Regions from separate parts of the Mus musculus genome. Here region 2 is linked to region 1. The links are chromatin loops, found by intact Hi-C in ENCODE. Cell type or tissue: heart. All regions are shown on one strand. Links, peaks and the distances in the headings refer to the core of each region. The heading gives the core; the rest is flanking DNA. Region 1 holds the start of Coprs (coordinator of PRMT5, differentiation stimulator). Region 2 overlaps 1700029H14Rik (RIKEN cDNA 1700029H14 gene).

Evidence for each region. Peaks named below come from ENCODE experiments on the same cell type or tissue, not always from the same donor. Only the 100,000 strongest peaks of a DNase experiment are listed, where the experiment ranks them.
Region 2: it touches region 1 in a loop (14-fold over the local background); 3 of 42 quality-filtered maps call a loop at or near these places.

Annotation. Positions count from the first base shown.
Region 1 is chr8:13,885,295-13,890,665 of GRCm38, reverse strand. Coprs (coordinator of PRMT5, differentiation stimulator) reads left to right here and starts at 395. Exons shown (of 4, transcript NM_025556.3): 1 at 395-499; 2 at 2,840-2,906; 3 at 4,785-5,000. The coding sequence starts at 431. In heart, for the core only: CTCF peaks have their summits at 256, 1,469 and 2,655; a DNase peak (open chromatin) is centred at 355; H3K4me3 peaks cover 1,327 bases; H3K27ac peaks cover 1,009 bases.
Region 2 is chr8:13,548,556-13,553,926 of GRCm38, reverse strand. It overlaps 1700029H14Rik (RIKEN cDNA 1700029H14 gene), which reads left to right. Exons shown (of 9, transcript NM_025601.3): 8 at 2,095-2,279; 9 at 2,809-3,205. The coding sequence ends at 2,160. Among named protein-coding and RNA genes, the nearest start is that of 1700029H14Rik, 11 kb to the left of the region's middle. In heart, for the core only: a CTCF peak has its summit at 2,781 (motif pointing left); DNase peaks (open chromatin) are centred at 2,296, 2,696 and 4,976.

The DNA.
Region 1 (5,371 bases), core at 178-5,177:
GGTTATCATTTCAGATCATTTCAGGTTGCTGAAGTCCCTCATTAAGGGATGCTGTAGTGCGGGTGCAGCCTGCAATCTGGAAAACCCTGTGATTGGGTAGAGAGAAAAGTGATGGAGCCCATCGGCTGTGACTGTGTGACACCCGGGTGGGCTCTATGTGTCATTTCACAATGCAGTAGGAAAGCCCCGTGTGGCTGGGATGGCTCAGTGCCCAATCAGGCCTAAGGCTCGAAACCAGCACTAGAGGTCAGAAAGAGCTGTAGAGCCTGCGGTCCCGCACAACAACGCAGGTGGGCGTGCCGTCCGGCGCTGCCCCTGCGCCGCCCCGCCCCCTCGGTCGCCGCGCCGCCCCACGCCGATTGGCTTGTCCGCAGCCCGTCGGCCGTCACGTGCCGGAGCGTCCCAGGCGCCTGGCTGTGGGCGGCCGGGCATGGACCCTCAGGCAGCCACCGGTCGGGGCCCGGGCGAGCGGAGTTCGCAGGAGGCCCCCAGCGCGGAGGTGAGCGCGACGGGGTGGGGGACGCGGGCATCCGCGACCACCCAGGCGGGAAACCGCGGGGTTCACGCGCTGCCGGGAGGCCGCTCACCCGGGAAACGCCGGGGCCGCGCGAGTGCACGCAGAGAGCCTGGCCGGTAACGGCAGTGGGCGCGGGAACGCGCGCGGACCCGAGCCCTAGGCTGTGGCTGGCGCTGAAGGGAGAGGGACACTGGGGCTGCTGGGGAGCATCTGCGGGAGTGAATGCAGGGAACGCGGAGCTGGCTTCCCGGAGCCGGCTGCCCTGAGCCCGCTCCAGCCGCAGGGGGCTGGGTCAGGTGGGAGCTGCGAGGAAACGGATTTTTTTTTTCTCACCTTGAGGACCTCTGGCCATTGGTGGGGATGTGTAGCTGACCTTGGACGCCAGATGTCACCCGTGCTTTTTCCCATTTGATGAAACGAATGGTCCCCTTGTGACACGGGTTTTCAGAAACTTGTTTTTAAGTGCGCGCCATACAGCCTTTCCCCATGACCTGCCCGTATTGCATCCACCTACTGCGAGCTTCTTGACTGTAGACATCCTGTTTCCCAGAAGCCGCACCTATGCCTGGTGTATCCTAATTGGATGAATGAATAGAACGCTTACCAGAGCCTCAGTGATGGTACTTGAAGCTGCTATTCAAGTACCAATAGATTTGCAAAGAAAATCACTTTTGCAAAATAGGAGAGTGATGTTGTTAGGGCGGATCTGGAAAGGATGTTCTTGGGTGAGAGGGTAGGCCCAGCAAAGGTCTGGATATGAGAAAGGGCAAGGCAAATGGCCTTGGAGCTTGGGTCGGAGAGCAGGCTTCTTACAGAAAGGAACGTGAGAGTCAATATGAATGGCATTGCTGGTCTGTGATGGCAGTGGAGGGCTCGCGAAGCTTTTAAGTGGAAGGGTGAGCAGGAGTAGGGAGATAGGCGTGAGGTTCAAGTAAGAGGTCCAGCACCATAGGGGGCAGCAGTGGTCTGTGGTTATCACGGACTACAGGAGATAGAGTCATTAAAGCTCAGGGGTGACTAGATAATGAACGGTAATTAGGGTGAGTGCTAAGTACAGTTTATTTACATGCAGGATGAAGGCTGGAAAGACAGCCATGGTGGTCTTACAGAGTTTGGCTTGGCTCTTAGCACCCACAACAGATGTCTCAGCCCTCTGCAACTCCCTCTCCAGGGGATCCTCCTGGTATATTCACACACACACAAATATACACAAATAAAATAAATATTGCAATTTAAGTCAAAGAAGTGTTACTTCTTGCAGTCTAACAGGTGGTTTTGTTATTATTGTTGGCTTTATTGTAATATTTTTGAGACAGGGTCTCATGTAGCCCAGGAGCTGGGCTCACTCTGTGGCCAGGACTTCTGATCCTCCTGCACCTATCTCCTAAATGCTCAGATTACAGAGTGGCCCACCATGCCTGGTTTTATGTAGTGTTGGAAAAATCAGTGTGTAGCTTTGTGTACACTAGGCAGACACTTGACCAACTGAGCTACGTCTCCAACATATGTTAGATGTTTTATAAATATCCTCCATCATACGACCCCTGCCAGATCAGAACAGCCATTCCAGTATCTAAAGGTCACAGCCTACGTGCATGGTGGGGCAACAACTGACATCAGCCTGATCATCCAAGCCCTGGACATTACTGTTTCCACTGCAGAGAGACCTTGGGGGGAGTAAAGTTTGGGGAACTTTGAGGCAACAGGCCGCAAAATTACCTGGTTGGCATTGGGGGGGGGGCGGGGTTAGGTATTCTTTCCAGTGTGTAGAACTCAGGCTGCTTCTCCCGTGGACCGCTGTGGAATGGCTGTGTTGGAAGGAGTTGTTAGACATAAAGACCTGAGAAGGGCAAAGGTGTGCAGAGAAGTTGCAGGTTCAGGAGACAACTATCAATCCTGGCCAGGAAAAAAGAGAAGTTAGAGCAGTTAAAGTGTTTTTGGACTTAGAGGAAAGAGTTTACACACAGACTTGAGGTTACAAGCCGAGACCAGGGAGCTGTCCCATCTGGCTCTAGGGTCTCTGAGCTTGGAGAAGTCCTGCTGCCCAGACTTCTGAAGAGGGCCTGGGGCTGAGAGCAAAACTGACAGCTGTGACAGCTGTCCATTGGGCACCGCAAAAGGGCACTCCCAGCGGTCAGAACGGAGAAGTGTTCCTGGGTGATGCCTGTAGCCTACAGGCCCTGTTCTGAGGCCTTGCCAGGTCCTCAGAAGGGTGTGCAAACTCTACATCGTGCAGGGCATTATGGGTGGGCGGGTTTGGAGCTTCAAAGCAGTGACATGTCCTACTACCCAAGTTCCTGGTAATTATTTCTTCTTCCACAGGCTGGCTTTGCCACAGCTGACCTCTCTGGTCGGGAGACGGAGACTGAGCTGGCCGTGGATCGACTAGGCAAGTAGACGGCAGAGACTGGGGCTGGGGTGGCCATTGGAAGAGATGGAGACAGCACAGTCCCGCTGTCTTGTCTATCTTCTCTTGCTAGCTGACCCACTTAGCCACTGAGTTACCTTCTTTGCCCACTGTCTCAGCGGGACTCTTGGTTTAGAAGCTTCGAGGAGGTACTGGATGACCGTGGACCCAAACCACCCCATTTCACTGGGAGGAAAAGCATCTAGTGTGTGTAGCTAGGAAGACTGTTTCAGTTTCAGACCCAGGTTGTAGTCCTTGGGCTTGCCTTTTTCATCTCTAGATGGCTTTATCTTTAAAGTAGGGTACTTCGTCGTGTTGAATGAGAAGATCTGTAATGACACTGCCACTGTGTAGCTCTGTGATGTACTGAGTTACACTGGGTAGCACTGGTCTATACAGCCTGGGTACAGACAGCATGGGTATGATCAGAGTAGGTGCTAAGTGTTTCAGGCACAGATCTGAGTGTTTCCTTTTTTCCCCCTAAATAAACTCACAACAATCTGAGGACTATTTCACCAATGAGAAACTTAAGGTACATAGTAAAGTCTTAAAATACAGCAAAAGATATAGACTTGGCTTTACCTGTTAACTATATTAACTATATGACCTGGCTCATTCCGCTCTGTGATAGTGTGTACAACTGTCACTGCTACCTCTAGGATGTTGTCACGACCCCAAAAGGAAGCCCTGTCTCTGGAGCACTCTCCACTCTTTAGTTCTCAAGCCCCTAACTACTGATAGCTCCCCACCCCTAATGAATTACCTGGTATGGACATGCAAGTGTGAATTCACAGTAAAGGAAATTTTGGTCTCTTACGTCCTGCTTCTTCCAGCTCAGCACATTTCCAGGGTCCATTCCTGTAGCAGCCTGCGTCAGCACCCCTCACCCACAAGACTGAGCACGCCCACCACCAGGTTTCCTGCACTTTGTGGATCATTTATCCCCTGGTGGCATTTGGTGGCTGAATGGTGCTGCAGTGAACATCTTTTCTTGTCTGAAGTGTGCACTGTTTGAAGCGGAGTTGCCAGAGCATGTGGTAATTCAGGGTTAGTTACCTTCAGTGTCAGACAGCTCAGAACAGATCTGACCTGAGGCAGTCTGTCTCCAGATTCCGTGCTCTCCACTGAATTGTGTTATAGCTGTGATGACAGTCTTAACACCATGGCTGTTCTCAGGCCACTTGCTTCCTTTCCTCAGACCTGGTATCACCATAGCAACCCATGTTTTGGAGGTCTACTGTCCTTCTGTAGGCTTTGTTACGTTACTGTGTGGCTTCCCTGAATTCAGGAGGAAGAACACGGGGACTGGACAGGCTCCGTTCTGTTTTCCTTTGTGCACTTGCATCTAACAAGCTTCAAAAGGAAAAGTGGGGCATGGGCTTGAATAGCGGAAGTACACTCTGCCAGAGGCCATTGGGTTCACTGTAAACGACCTGAAGATGTCCCCTTTATAAGCCGATACCCTCTGTACTGACTGAGTGGCCTTGTTTATGACAAAACATCTTGGAAAAAATGATCAACTTCATTTCTAAAATATAAACTAAATACTCCAGTCAGTAAGTGCTCACGTAATGAAAGAACTATCTGTAGATTTTTTATTGCTTCCTTAGAAAACGGCTATTAGAAAGTTTCTTTTTTTTTTTTTTTTTCCCCCCGAGACAGGGTTTCTCTGTGTAGCCCTGGCTGTCCTGGAACTCACTTTGTAGACCAGGCTAGCCTAGAACTCAGAAATCCGCAAAGTGCGTCTGCCTCCCGAGTGCTGGGATTAAAGGCGTGTGCCACCACGCCCGGCAGAAAGTTTCTAACCATATGAGCAGACCTCCAGTTTATCATTTTTAAAAACTGTCTGTCTGTTCATAGCCAGTGGAGCTCAGAGCATCCCTGCTGACATTCCTGCCCATGCCGAGGGCCCAAGTTCTGAGGAGGAAGGCTTTGCAGTGGAGAAGGAAGCTGATGGGGAGTTGTATGCCTGGGAGCTGTCAGAGGGTCCATCCTGCCCACCCATGGAACAGGCTGCAGATCTTTTTAATGAGGACTGGGACTTGGAGCTGAAAGCAGACCAAGGAAATCCTTACGGTAGGTAGGGAGCCTCTGGGGTTGAGCCTGAGCAGCTCAGACCCTGCACCCTGGCCCTAAAGGCAAACAGTGTGGAAGTCAGATGGTGTTCATTGCTCCATTGTCCCAGGACTGGAATCTCTGCTTCTTTTCTGTATTAAAAACAAGTACACTGAATCCACAACATGTCAATTTGCTTTAACAAGAAAATTCTCCTAAAGTGTTTGAGCTGAGCGGCTGCAGATGGAAGTACTCTGCTGTCTGTCCCTTTGTATTCCTTTATGGGTTGTTTAGAGTGGCTTGTGTGCATTTCCTCAGGAAAGGACATGTGTGTGTGTGTGCGTGTGTGGGCGCACGCGAGTGTGCATGCATGCCCAAGAATATGTGTGTCT
Region 2 (5,371 bases), core at 1-5,000, 340 kb after region 1:
CAAACCCCAAGCCCTGACAAGTTGGGGAAGGGCCTGTCAGCGCCAGTCACAGCTGTCTTCCCAACCTGGTGCTAGAACCACCTTCTTTCTTGGCAGTCACCACAGCCATGGTCCTGAGGGAGAGGTGCCAGGGTGTCAGGGCCTCTGGAATATCTAGACATTTTGACCTGCAGACAGGGAGCTCAAGTTCCCTGGGGACCCTGCTTAAAACTGATGCACAGAGTTAGGAGCCAGGACAGCAATGTGGGAGCAGAAGGTAGATGGGACACTTCTCACTTTTTTAACCAGTTGGATGAGAGACACTGCCACAGTCCATCAGTTGCAACGCATGTGGCCTCTATCTACTTCATCCTAAGGGTGGGCCTAGCTTCCCTCTCATGAGACATGTTCCAGAGAACTCTCATATGCTCAACATTCATACAGGTATGTTCCCATGTACATAGAGCACACATGTACACAGCCATGTGAGTATGTGGGGCTGTGCTCCTCAGATCCTCATACACATACCACACACATATGCCCACACATTGTACATTCATATGTATAATAGAGTGCACACATATTCACACTTGCATGTATATTCCTAGTGCACACACCCCTTACATAGCACATAAATGTATGGGGTCACATATACACATAGGCACACAGAGCATGAGATACCTGGAAGTCAAAGGTCAGAGGTCACAGGCCACAGACGAGTACTTTGTATGTGTCTCTTCCGTTTCCTTTGGGACACATGGAGAATAGGGTGAGAGTTGAGGTCATTTAGCTATAGAAGATTTCTAGAGCTGCAGACTCTCAGAGTGAGAGTCTTGAAGGACTTCCTTTCCAGGGAGGCCACACTCTAGGTAGAGGGGGGAGGGAGGCCCATCCATCAATTTCCACCTAGACCCCTAGCTCAAAGGGTAATTCTTTCCCCATTCGCTGGCAATAATGGGCCCAGATGGGCCTCTGAGTGGGTCTATATGGTAAACTGAGGCAATGCTTTGGGCCCACTATGTGGTTTTGAATCAGGTCCATTCTCCAGATGCCAACAACAAGACGGGTACCCAAGGTCACTTGAGGACAAACAGCTGGTTGGCCCCTCTGTCAGGATGGAAGAGGAGGCCTTGGCCATTGCTTTTAGACTCTTGCCATCAGCATGAGTCTGTCTACCTGTCTGTCTTTGGTGGGTGTGTCTGGATAGCAGTTCTGTGTTGGCCACAGCCAGGCACCTGGGTAGGAGAACCCTTAGGTTAAATCTCAGCAATATGATTGCTTCTGCGAGTCTTTGTCAAGGGTCCCAGCATCTTCCAGTTCCAGGGACTGATATCAGATTGAAGAAATATTTGGGGTTTTGGTTCTGAGCATTCCCACGTGCCTGAGAGCTAGCTCACACTCTCCTGTCTCTATGCACCTATCTCTCTGTGCACAGTCTCAGAGCCTACGGCTTCTGAGCATTATTTGCCCCATCAAAGAAGGGGTCTGAGCCGGGCAGTGGTGGTGCACGCCTTTAATCCCAGCACTTGGGAGGCAGAGGCAGGAGGATTTCTGAGTCAAGGCCAGCCTGGTCTACAGAGTGAGTTCCAGGACAACCTGGGATACACAGAGAAACCATGTCTCAGAAAAAGAGGTCCGGGCAGGAGCTGCTCAGAGCACTTGGCAGCTCAGCACCCAGGAAGAAGGAGGTGATCATCTATGTGCTGAGGACTCGGGGTCAGGGCAGGAGCTCAGTTATACTTAGGCAGCAGCCAATTTTACTGGAAGGATAAAACAGACCTGGAGCTTGAGGGACAAAGGGTGCCTGCCTTATGTCCACATGTCCATGGGCAACCAAAGACACTAGGCCCATTCACCAGTGGGCTTTCTTGTTACTGCTTACAATGGCCAGAGGCTGTTGAAGGATGCCTACCATTATGATCCAGCACAGCTGCTTGGCTCCCCAGATCCAAGTAATGTTGGAATTCGGGGAGGGCTGACAACCCAGTTTCTAGGGTTCTCCATCCCACTACCTGGTGTTTTCCAGGAGCTTCAGTGACTCAGACCCCAAAGACCCCATCGTCTTTGGGCCCAATCATTCCAGCCAGAGCACTAACACAAGCTTGACCCTAATAGAACCATCAGTCATCTCAGGACAAGACCCCTCTGACTCAGCCGCTAGTAGAGCTCTCTGGGGACTAAAGGAAGACAGCCTAGGCCTGGAATGGCTCCATGATCCCCGCCATGGGCAGGGCCAGAGTGACAGCACCCAACGGATACCCAAGGCAAGAGACCCTCTTCCAATCCAAGGCCAATCACAGGTAAGGTGACAGACGACGGTGAATTCATCTTCCAGCAGATGGTCACTGCAGAGAGCGGGAACAGGGACCTCTGCTCAGGTCACGAGTAGATTGTGTTACGTGTCCCGTCCACATTGCCCCTGAGGAGATCGGGTAGCACAGGGACCAAGTTGGTGTCCCCATGGGCCCTGCCTACAGTGGAACAGACTACTTTGATACTACTTATTTTATCTACAAAGAGTTTCGTAAAAAATGGACTTTGGGTAAGTATTAGGCAAGTTTAGTTAAGACATGAAGACAGGAGACTGAGGGAGCTGAGAGGCAGAGGGGAGGGTGCCCTGTGCTCTGCACCAGTCTCTTCCTTCACTTCTGCAGAGTACACACTTTGGCAGCCAGCCAGCCTTCCCACAATTCCCCTCTATCCTCCACCCACATTGCTGCTGCCCCCATAGGCTTATTGGTCCAAACACCAGGACTGAGCAGTGGCCACTTTCGCCTGTCTGATGGTGCCCTCTGGTGGTTCAGATTCTCCAAACAACTCTGCTTTCAGCCCTAGGAACCAACTCTTCAGGACCAGCAGGCACTCCCGCTTCCTGGCTATCACAGAACTTAAGAGCCAGCTAATTGTTCACTAAAGGAAACAACACAATATGAACACATCGCTGGAGTTACAATGTCGTATGTAGACAACTTCCAGGCCACAGCTGGAGAGGAGAGGGGACAAAGTCACCTCAGAACTGGTCCTCCCTGCACCCACATCCTTAGACCTCAGGTCCTGGGCCACAGTCCTCCTTAGTACCTCTACTGGAAGCCTAGTTCTCTCAGGATGCTTGGGTAGGTGAACTCCCCAGTCACCTTCCCATGTGACCCCTCAATCACCTTTCCATGTGACCCCACATAACACCAATCAAAGCAAAACAATTCCTCAAACATCTGAGGCCTAAGTACCTGGACTCATCAAGGACATGGTAGCCATAGTGAGTCCACTGAATGGAGGGTGGGGTGGCTGAAGCTTGACCTTCATGGGCTTCTGGGGTTGCCATGGTCACAAGAAGGCTTAGGATGGGGTGAGAGGGTCTGCTGCCTCCCCCACCCAGAGCAACGTCCTATTGGGTTCATAACTGACGGGAGTTCAGGATATGTGCCTGCAGAGAACCCAAGCTGGGTCCAGGTTCCAGGATGGTCCTGATGGAATTCAGGCTCACGTTTGAAAGGCTGAGAAAGTCCTAGGGCCACTGGGCAGCTCGTCCTTTGTGGCAGGAAGTTGCTTAGAAGAGTTAACTGGTGCATCTACAGACATAGTATCATGGGTGGCTGCTTTGATAGACAGATGGGCTCTAATAAGCACTCTAGCCCATGAGGCGGAGTCTGGGCGGTCCCCTCTTACAGGTGTAGAGGAATGGGAAGTTCCCAGGCAGTCAGACTGTGTTACTCCCTACTGTGAGGCTGAAGTGGCGAGGAGTCTTGCATAGCCGGAAAGAGCATGCAACTTTAGGGACATGAAAAGGTGTAGCCTAGTATGGTCCATTTGATGTCCTGGAGTCTGGCAACCTGTAAGCTTCATGGGAAATAAGAATGGCACCCATCATTCTCCTGGGTAGGGACACCTGGGGAGTTTGCTAGGGAGTTAGGGGTGCACTGAGGCTCCAGTAGGTGGGTCTTATCTGAATTCCAACAACTTTCTCAGCATCTTCCCTGTGTGAGCTTAGCTTTGGGGGACATTTTCAGAGCTCAGCACCCTGTGACCGCAGCTGACAAAAGTGACCTGTGGCATCAGGAGCCTCCCCAGGGGCGAGCAAATGTTCTATAAGGTTAAGACAAGCTGTCTCAGTGAAGGAGCCCCCAGTTTCAGCCATCTTGTTTGGGTCTAACAAAGCTTAAGGCATCTTCAAGGGTGACCCCTGCTTTACAGATGGAGAAACTGAGGCACAGGGAGAGGACAGGAAGCTGAGGCAGAGCCCAGAGATTGAGCAGCACTGGGGTGGAGATACATCCTCACGGGGTACCGACAGGCTCTCCCCACCCCTTCTCCTGAGTTGATGATCTTTCAAGACAACTTGGGCCCCTCTCATAACCCATCCAGTCCTGGGGAAAGATCTAGCTCTTCTCTCAGCGCCCATGATGGGGAAGACTTCCTTCTCCAAGGGCCTCCATCCCACATTCAAGAACCCTTGCTTCCAAAGAAACCTCGCCCATGAAACTAGTGCCCCTCCCAACCCAACGCATCTGTTCCCAGGGAGTCCCTGTCTACTCTACCAGCTCATTTTCTAGGGCTAACAGTGCCATCCTTCGGGTTCCTATCTGTGGCCTCAACTAGCCTGAGGCTAAAGAGTTCAGCCTCGGCATAGCCCCAGGCTGTCTGAGGGTGGATGAGAGGGCATAAGTCCCTGGGGAAACACCAAGCTCTCAAGGTTGAGCCACTTCACAACACAGTTCCATATCTGGTCAGTCTGACTGTGAGCTCAGTCTTCCACCTTCGTCTCCTACCCCACCCCCGGCATCCAGGCAACTTGGCAACAAAGTTCCCCAAGTCCCGTGTCTGTCTGTCCCTGGGAAAGAGGGGAGCCTCCGGATTGAGAGCCGCCTCAGGGAAAGTCCCCAGTCAGCGGCTCTGCAGAACCAGGTTGTGGGGCAGGCCCAGGCATGCTGAGACATGCCTGCATGCAGCTCTCCCAGAGCTGCTCTCTCCACAAGCCTGCCTGCCTCGCCTCCCACTCGGGTCCTCTGAGGACTGGCTGGCTGATCCTCCCGAGTTTGCTGCCAAGTTTCCTGCCTGAGGTGGGAACAGTCACAGATTCCAGGAACAAAAAGGGGACCTGAAATGCTAGTTAGACCTAGAATGGACAGGAGTTAGAGGAAGCCCGAGCCGCAGAACTCACCACCCTGCAGGGTACCCGCCAGGGCTTGAGGGTCACGACTCTGCAGGTCCTTACGTTAGCCTGGCTCAGCATCTGCTTAGTATGGCTTGTAGTTTCCCAAGTAACCAGGAGAAGGTAATTTTTCTTTCCAGATATGGAGGGATGTGTCTCACAGCTGGCTTTGTGAAATGCTGTTCCGTCTCCCCCACCCCCCCCCCCCACCCCAGTCTGCAGCTCAGACACTCTGACTGGGAA